2 separate regions of the Homo sapiens genome follow, and region 2 is linked to region 1. A link is an interaction called in ENCODE POLR2A ChIA-PET data of the cell type or tissue named here. Cell type or tissue: PC-9. All regions are shown on one strand. Region 1 overlaps FHIP1A (FHF complex subunit HOOK interacting protein 1A). Region 2 has its middle 21 kb from the start of SH3D19.

What was found. ChIA-PET counts read pairs that join two places held together with the same protein. Peaks named below come from ENCODE experiments on the same cell type or tissue, not always from the same donor. Only the 100,000 strongest peaks of a DNase experiment are listed, where the experiment ranks them.
Region 2: POLR2A ChIA-PET joins it to region 1 with 6 read pairs; 2 of 35 experiments call an interaction of 5 or more read pairs at or near these places.

The regions. Positions count from the first base shown.
Region 1 is chr4:151,639,243-151,644,242 of GRCh38, reverse strand. The region is part of intron 9 of FHIP1A (FHF complex subunit HOOK interacting protein 1A); the gene reads right to left. Among named protein-coding and RNA genes, the nearest start is that of GATB, 120 kb to the left of the region's middle. In PC-9, no CTCF peak of the experiment used is centred here; a DNase peak (open chromatin) is centred at 2,872; H3K27ac peaks cover 1,742 bases.
Region 2 is chr4:151,344,306-151,349,305 of GRCh38, reverse strand. No RefSeq gene overlaps it. Among named protein-coding and RNA genes, the nearest start is that of SH3D19, 21 kb to the right of the region's middle. In PC-9, no CTCF peak of the experiment used is centred here; no DNase peak of the experiment used is centred here.

The DNA.
Region 1 (5,000 bases):
GGTGAGAGCTGGGAAAATCTGTCCTGTAGCCATTGATGTGAACTCTTCCTATAGGCTGGTGAGGCCTAGAGAAATTCGGATTACACAGGATTTATGGTATCCTTATTTTGGTCATTAATTATTTAAGAAATAAACTGCTTCAATGCTTTTATATACTGCTGGAACAGCAATGACTGCTTACAGCTCAAACTAAGCATATTTCATGATTTAAGTTGATATTCATAGATTTTTATTCTTTGTTTGAAGTATTAAAAATGGAACACTGGATCAAAGCTAATAAAGCTATTTATCAAATATCACCAGTGGGTAGCTTGAAACTATATTAGAATAAAGACTTATTGGGAATTTGCAACTTTACAAACACATGCTTTCAGTAGAAACTAAAAATTTTCTTCTGAATAAATCAAATCAAGGGAGATCCCCTATTGGTTGAAAGAGAGTCTACGAAACTGGAAATGGGGAGTCTATTCAAATGAATAGCCCGCCAGTATTCTGAATGGTGGTTCTCAGAGGTTATTATGTTAAGTGAAATAAGCCAGGCACAAAAAGACAAATATCACATGTTCTCACTCATACGCGGGAGCTACAAAAGTGAATCTCATGGAAGTAAAGAGTAGAATGGTGGTTACAGAGGCTGGGAAGGGAAGGGGGAAGAAGTTAGTTAAGGGGTACAAAAATACAGCTAGATAGAGTGCTAGTATTTAATAGTACAGTAGAGAAATTACAGTTGACAATAATTTATTGTATATTTCAAAATAGCTAGAAGAAAATAATTGTAATGTTTCCAACACAAAGAAATGATAAATGCTTGACATGATAGATATCCTAATGATCCCGATTTGATTATTACACAGTGCACGCATGCATCAAAATATCATGTGTACCCCAAAAATATGTGCAACTATTATACATCAATTTTCAAAAGAAAAGAAAAAAGCAGTGGTTCTGCTGTATCTTTAAAATGAAGGATCATCCCAGAAGAAAGAATAGAAAAACAGACTGTGCTCCTCTGTCTCTGTCTTTTCATCACTCACAGGAAAAGATTAGAAATAGAATGAATGCCAGAATATCCCCACATTTCAAATATGAAAATGAATTGGCTGTCAATAGTAGAAAAATCACTTATGAATTTAGTATAGGTATTTATCATCAAACTATCTTTTCATTTATACTATATGTATTTTGTTTGAGAATTTAAATTCATGAAACTATAAAAATAATCAGAGACTAATAAATATCTGACTTCAGAGGTCCAGATTTTGCAAAGCCATCCCCCAACACAGAAGGAAAAAAAGAAAAATATATATATAATATATAAATAAAATATGTATCATATATATTATACATATTGTCCAAAATATGATATATGATATATATATATCATACATATTGTCCTCCCTGATTTTCACTATTTCCCCAACCCTTTATAACCCTGGGCCTGTTTCTTATTTTCTTGGATATCGGTCATTAAATTAAACCATCATCACTTCTAAAATAATTCTGTGACAATCAATTGATAACAAAGCATACATATTGCCCTATGCTACACTGACCATAAACACAAGCAAAACAAGGCAGTGAAGTACGATGAGCTAAGTGAAGTGCTTCTTCTGGGATGATAACCCCAACAATGCACCAATAGACAAACATCTACAAAGCAATGTTAGTGAATTCAAAAAGATCATTTGTGATTCAAAGAAGTTCTGGCCATATTTCTCCTATTCATTTTCCCCTAGGCTGGCAGGCTTTACAGGGTTTTTGTTGTTGTTGTTGTTGTTGTTGTTGTTTTCCTTTCCTCCAAACCCCTAGCTCCTATGCAAGATGAAAATGTTCCTGAAGTATACACACAGCTTCTCTTCAGGCAAAACAACCTCTATCTGAACACAACAGGCAAGACAGTTCATAAACCTGACAATGGACCAGTACTTCTGAAAAAAACTCTCTAAAAAGAATATTCAGAAATAGTATTCAATGTATTAAGCAATTAAATTTTGTCTCAACTGGGAGGTTCCAGGCACATGGCAGAGATTTGTTACCTCACTGCTTGTCAGCATTTCCTGCCTGCCTTTGGCCTATCATATGTCATATCCGTGGAGGTGGACAATTTCTCCTTGGTTTTCTGCTCACTAAAATATCCTGTCTTTGGGGGTACCTTATTTCAACTTACTTTTCTGATATTTCACCAAATGAAAGAAACTAGTATCCGTTACAAATGGATCATCATTTTGAAATGTTGGTATTTATGAGTATTTGGGTTGTAATAAAAATTGACATACAGTCATTATTTATTTATCACATAACAAATACCTTCATTAAACGCAGTCACATAATCTTCACAGCTCTACTGCCTCTCAGATCTGCAAGTTTATCATGTATATTCAAATGACTGCAGTGGCAGCAACAAACAAAAAGGACAGATTATAAATCTATTTTTTATGTCCCTTAAAATAATGTTTAAATGACTTGAAGAATAAAGATTTTTTTATTGGCTTTGCTTTTTGCACAGATTCTAAATCTGAAAAGAATTATTTTCATTAGTTTAAAATGTCCTTTCTAGAAAATTCCCTCCCTTAAAATGTGTGTTATACTTTATAGCAGGGGTGTCTAATTTTTTGGCTTCCCTGGGCCACACTGGAAGAATAATTGTCTTGGGCCACACATAAAATACACTAGCACTAATGATAGCTAAAAGAAAAAAAAATTGCAAAAAAATCTCATAATGTTTTAAGAATGTTTACAAATTTGCATTGGGCCCCATTCAAAGCTGTCCTGGGCCACATGCGGCCCGCAGGCCACAGGTTACACAACCTTGCTTTACAGCATTTCAAAACATTTTCACAAACATCACCACAGTTGATCCTCCCAATAATCTTATGAGGTGGCATACTCCAAAACCAAAACATGCTGAGTCACATCAGCAGTGCAGAAGAAGGATACCAGGAGCCAGTGGTTTCTTGCATGCCTATTATGTGCCCAACTGACTTCTGTGTATGTCCTCTCAGTTTCTCTCCTGGTGGAATCCCTCAAGCAGCACAGCAGAATTAGAAACAGAGGAAGTATTCAATTAAGAGCAACTATATTATTATTATTATCACTATCATCCTCATTAAAGAAACATGGGCCCAGAGAGTCTAGGACCAGGCAGTCAAGCCCATCTCCTAACGTCAGGTCTGGCATTTTTTTTTTTCCATTATTCCATTCAGAACTTGTGATAACATAACATTCAGGCACTTTCCTGGTATATTTATCCTCACCCACCCTAGAAATGACTATCCCTGACTTGAACATTTATGTATTTCAACCATGAGCTGATCTCTTCATCTTTATAAGGGGCAAGTCTGGGTCTCCAGAGAAGCCATTACCGATGCCATCTCTGCGGACACTTTTGTAACACAACAAACACCACTATATGAGCAGTAAAAGGGTGATCAGCACTCACCTTCTAAAGGCCACTGAACAGCCAGCAAGCAAGAGCTTCCATCACCTAGACTAAATCTGACTTGGTGACCCAGAGCTGGGAGGCTCTGCACCTCCAGATCAAGGCCAGGCTTCCAAGTACACTGAAAAAGACAGCTGGTTTTCCTACCATCAAAGAAGCAGTATTTAAGAATTTAACATTTAAATACCATCAGGCTTTACCCACTTTGGAGTAAAAGCCTGGTTTTTTTGGCACTAAAAACGGCTTTGCCAAGTTGTTCTGGATTTCATTCAGGCCTTGCTAATGCATTCTGTCATATATCAGTAGAGGCTTGATGAGGAGCTAACATAATCCTTTTAGGAAAGATAACTAATGTTCTACCCAGACTACCCAGGGTGTTTCTTTAAGATTGGATTTGTTTTCTGCTAATCCTTAAGATTAGCTACTGATGACCTAATCTAAAACTGTAAAAAGTTCAAAAGCTCTTTTAAACTTGAAAAACTAATAGGTGATACTCTCCTGACAATTCTGTAAGGCCCTCCACAATAGGCCACTACCAGCTTTTTCACACTCATTTTGTAATCACTCTCTTTTGCAAGATGTTATGCCTGCACGGCATCACTCCTCAAAGTGGTTCTCAAACTTAGTAGTGCATCAGAATCCCCCGGAATTTGTTAAAACATGGCTTGCTGGGCCCTAACCCCAGAGTTTCTGATTCAGTAGGTCCGAGAGGAGACCAAGAATTTGCATTTCTAACTAGTTTCCAGCATCACACTTTGACACCCCTGGCTTTTCCAGAGCTACCTATTTGGAAATGCTAGTGCATCCACCTGGAATGTCTTCTTCTCAGTAACCTCTACTCAAATCATGTCAAAACCCCAATGTGGACTAGGGGAAGACCAGGTCTCCTCCCTCTTCCCCCACTCTCAGCTCCACCCACCCTTATTCCCCAGGACTGGTCAAATGAAGGGTCAGGAAGTCCACTAAGGAAGGAGGAGCAGGGAGCGCATGCTGGAGGACCCTGGTAGTCCCACTTTTTCGTTTTTGCTTCCACACCACCAGAAGAGCATGTAAGAGCACAAACCCTCGCAACTCGGAGCTCCTCTCAGCCCTAGCCCTTCGCTCCTCTCTCAGCTTTGGGGCCACATTCTCTCTGGGTCCGCTTCTTGCAGTGCTGGGGTAGGGTTTCACCAGAGTAGTCAACTCCAAGATTCAGGATCTGGGTTTACCAAAAAGAAGGAAAGATGTACACCATGGTCTAACCAGGAGTTTCTAGAGTTCTGTGCAGAGATTCGGGGCTAAATCATGAGCTAATAAGGAAGCATCATTGCTTTCCTTCACAAAAACAGATGCTTCTCACAGCGTTCCAGAGAAGAAGAGGGATTGCTGGGCCAAGGCAAGATTTGGTGTTCCTGAGTCCCCTATTAAACTGCCAAATGAATGTCTTCTTAATAGCTGTGCACTTTGACTCCTAATACTCGTCCTCAAATCCCAGCCACTTCATAAAACCTTTCCCACCTGTACTTCCGTCCAAAGGACAAACCTTTGCTACCTTTCAGTTCACAGCAAATACTCATCAAAT
Region 2 (5,000 bases), 290 kb after region 1:
CGAAGTGCTGGGATTATAGGCATGAGCCACCACGCCCAGCCTATCTTTTGACATGCTTTCCTTAATAAGTGTAATCATTTGTAGCTTTTTATTTAAGGTGAGAGACATAATCCCTACAATAATAAACGAATAAATAAATAAAGTGAGAGATATGCAACTTTTCCTTTCACTTGGCACTTAGAGACCATTGTAGGGGTTTGTTGTTGTTGTTGTTGTTTGTTTGTTTGTTTGTTTGGGGGACAGGGTCTCACTTTATCAGCCAGGCTGGAGTGCAGTGGTGTGAACACGGCTCACTGCGGCCTTGACCTCCTGAGTTCAAGTGATCCTTCCACCTCAGCTTCCCAAGTAGCTGGGTCTACAGGTGCTCACCACAAAGCCCAGCTAATTTTTTTTTTTTTTCAGATAGTGTTTCACTCTTCTTGCCCACACTGGAGTGCAATGGTGCAATCTCAGCTTACTGCAACCTCCACCTTCTGGATTTAAGCGATTCTCTTGCCTCAGCCTCCTGAGTAGCTGGAATTACAGGTGCCCACCACCACGCCCAGCTGATTTTTGTATTTTTAGTAGAAACGGGGTTTCACCATGTTGGCCAGTCTTATCTCAAACTCCTGACCTCAGGTGATCTGCCCGCCTCAGCCTCCCAAAGTGCTGGGATTACAGGTGTGAGCCACTGCGCCTGGCCTAGCCCAGTTAATAATTTTAAATGTTTTCTAGAGACAGGGTCTCACTATGTCGCCCAAGATTATAGTAGGGTTATTCACTGGTCTAATTTCAATATTGTTGTGTCTTGGGGAACAGGGAGGACTGAGAAGACAGAAAGAGAAGTGGGAATGGTTGGTCGGTGGAGCAGTCAGAACACACACAGTATTTATCAATTAAGTTTGCCGTCTTATGTGGGCATGGTTTGTGGAGCCCTCCAAAGAGTTACAATAGTAGCACCAAAGATTGCTGACCACAAATCATCCTAACAGATATACAAACTGGGAACGAGTTTGAAATATTGCGAGAATACCAAAACGTGACACAGAGACACAAAGTGAGTATGTGCTGTTGGGAAAATGGCATGGATAGACTTGCTCCAACCTTCCATTTGTAAAAAATATAGTATCTGCGAAGTGCAATAAAGTGAAGCTCAATAAAACGAGTGTGCCTGTAAACTTTCCACTCTTCTCTCCCTAAGGCAGTTCCCGTTTCTCTCCCTTCCTCTTCTCCTTTTCTAATTCCTTATTGTCCACTGCCCCCAGTTCTCCTTCCTACTCCTGTGAACCCACTGGCTTAGAGGGAGAATCCACTATCTAGGAAATGCAAAATGCTTTTAGGAGCGTTTAGAGCCTTCCCCTGCGGAAGAATATTTGAATGTAGAGCAGGATTTAGGTAGACGTTTGACCTTCAGTGTTTCTTCCCTCACCGAGATTTTATGTTTCTGTCTTAAGGTACTGCTTCTAAGGCTCAAACAGCTTATTTGCTACAATTCCTTGTTCTCATGATTTTTGAGGGGGTTCTATTACGGGGGTGGGGAATTTTCAACATAAACCATACCTTTAAACTGAGATTGGAAAATCATTAGCTGATGTTTATTGTGTTAGTCTTTAATGATTTTACAGTATAATCTTTGACTCACACAGTTATAAATCAAAGAATACCAAGTTCAAGGATATTGATGGGAACTAGTTTGCATAATATTGCTTTGTAACCTTCACAAAAATAAAATGTAATTATTAATGTCATTATTACTGATAGTTGCTCCAAATGTGTGATTTTCCTGACTCATGTAAAAGATGAAGAACTCCAGAAATCGTTCAGTTCTTTGCCAGTGTAAGATACCAGTAACAAGCAGAGATAATTTTCTCTTTGCCAGTTCATCATAGACTCTGATCAATAGTCAGGGCCAGAAATTTAAGATGACACAATCCATTAAAAAACAAAACAAAACTGTGTATCCTCTCAATGTCAGGACAAAGTTTGGAGGCCAAAAGAAAGTTTTCTCAAAGTAAAACCTTATCACCAGTGGACACTGGTGTTTCAGGCAAAAGATGGCAGCCACTGTAGCTCATGGGGTTTGGTCCTGATGGGAGCCTGCCTGGCCTCTTTCTGTTCCATGGGTGCACCAAACCTACCACCAGAGCAACTGGGCCATGCTGCTAGGTGTATACGGTTTATCTGTTGGAATATAAAAACAGGGTAGAGTAGGGTTATCAACATTTCTGAGAGCACACCCTCATATGCATGTGATTTGTACAAATATGTCTGTTTGGCATCAAGAGATTTTATACAATAGAATACAAAAATGTAGAACTGGAGTTTGAATTCTGAGTGAAGAGAACAATGAAAAGAAAGTGACATATGCTTGAACTATTTGCTTTGCTCCAGGAGAATTTTGCTGTGCTTATGAATTTATTAAGGAATAACGTTAAATGAGTTACTAATTGTGAAGTATCAAGGCCACTGCTTGATACATAGTAGGCACTCAATAAATGTTAAACCTCCCTCCTGTTATCATATCATTGTGATTGCCAAACTTTGAAGACAAGATCTAGAATAAATTGCCACCAGGACCAGAGACACAATCAAGGGTATATAAAAATTTTGTTAAGACAGCTGCATACTCACCCTTCGGTCAGAGCTTGAGGTGTTTGATCTTGCTTTATGCAGTGTTCAGAATGAATGGCCTTTAAGATAAGTTGGCATACACTCTTAGAATTAGGTATTAGGCCAGTTCACTCAGAAATACATCCGGGGTGGACGGGTGGGTGGGTGATGTCAGAAATGATCCAAATCTTCTAGATGTTGTTTAAAATCAGTATCAGTTATGAAGCTGCCCTAGCCCAAAATAACCCCAGCATTTACCAATCTTCACAAAATAGAATTTCAGGATGGTAGCGAGGAAAGGCACATTTTTCTTTTCAAAACACTATGTTAGAGCATCAGTTATCACTATGAAGATAAATCATAGTTCATCTCCTGCATTTATCAAGGTGCCAGAAACATCACAGACACTCAGTATTTAGTAGATAAATAAATCTCAGTTTTTTTGGAATGTTTGACAGTTGATTCCAGGTAGAGATGATGGATTAAACAAATGCATGTAATTTGATTCCCTCCAGAACCCCACTAAAACCCTCAAGAACGAGGAGAGAATGAGATGAAGCAATAGCAACAGAATTTTGGAGGCCAGAGAATAGTGATAAAGGACTTAGCAGACGAGAAAACCAAATGCTAAGTTACTGGCATTGCAAAATCCTCAGGATATAGAGTGAAGATGAAGAAGGAATAAAATAAGGGAACTGGTTGGAGGCTGGGAACTACTTAAAAAGTAGTAGTACTTCTTATATGCATGCTCTCTACTCCTTTCTACTGGGTAACTGCCCCTCCTCCGTCCTAACAGATGCAGAGGTTTGTCCACTTCTTAGCCATAGCTGAAGGGGATAGGGACTCTAGAGAGAAAACTGGGATTGATTAATTAATGCAGTCATGCTAAATGCTCAGATCCTCTCACCTTCCAAGTGGAAGATTGGAAAAGCCTTCTTAAAGGAATATTACCAGCCCAAAAGGAAAAAAAAAATCCCCAAAGATAGTGATAAGAGGTAATATGGAGGAGGATAGGGTGTGGTTAGAATTCCCCAACAAAGAGCCTACCCATTTCATCTTACAGTAAAGTTCCTGGGCAACAGGTCTTCCCCAAAGCACAGGGCTTCTACTATGCAGCTTTTTGCTTTCTCACCCTTGAATACGAGCAGACAACCAGGATTACCAAACATCTTAAGAAATCCTCTAACATGAAAGGTAACAGAAAGACCTAAATTGCCAGATTGAAAGGGCCCACTAAGTACTCAGCTCAGTGAAGGGAAGCAGACCCATACAAAGCATATTATCATGAAGCTTTAGAATGCCAGGCACAAAGACAAAATACCCAAAACTTCCAAAGAGAAAAAGCACATCCAAAGAAGTAGAAATCCAGATGGCATCGGACTTCTCAACAACAACCCTGAAGCTAGAGACGGTGGGGCAATGCCTCCAAATTTCTAAAGGAAAATTATTTTCTGGGTAGAATTCTATACCCAGCCAAATTGTTCATCAAGAATAAAGGTAGAATCCAGGCATGGTGGCATGCACCAGCTGTCCTAGCCACTTAGGAGACTGAGGTGGGAGGGTCACTTGAGTCCAGGAATTCAAGGCTGCAGTGAGCTATGATTGCACAACTGTGCTCCAACCTGGGCAATAGAGCAAGAGTCTGTCTCCAAAAAAAGTTTTTTAAAAAGGAATAAAGGTGAAATATACATAAATTCTCAAGAATCTTTTCCTTTCTTAAGAAGCTAAGCTAAGATGTGCTAAATTAAAAAGATGGAGAAAATCAAGAAGGAAGAAGGTATGGATTATAGGAAAACAGAAGATCCCGCTAAGGAAATAGAAGGGAGTCCTGAGGATGATGGTCTACTAGCTGTATATCAGATGTAGAGGGCAACAACTCCAAATTAGAACAATGCAATGCCAGAAAGAAGATGCATCGGCAGAGGCTATCACTAAGATGTCAACTACCATTTTAGTACTTTTTAAAACCTGCAAATCAAATGCCTGTATGAGCCTATTCCAGGTTGCTGTTTGTATTTGATTTGCCTTATTCATGTTTTGATGGCGTTTCTCTTCTCCTACCCATCTGTTGCCCACTATGACCTACTGCCTGGATAAGCTGAGGACACTCATTAAATCCCACAGAAGTTTTCTTCTTTGATCTACTCCAGAACTGGAGATGGGCTTTGGTGAACTTAGAAGCAGAAAATACAGAGCAACCCTCTCCCTGACCATAGTCTTGCCAGATGTCCTGCACCCAGGCCACCTTCCAGTTGCTCCAACCTTAGTTAAGTTCTGTTTCCCAGATCTCACCCATAACCTTGCCCACTGATTTCCCCAGAAGTGGCTCCTATACACTTTCATGGAAGCTGAAGCCAGTTTATGGCCCAGAAATTCTACTCAGCTTATCTTCTACAAGATCTCGTTTAATA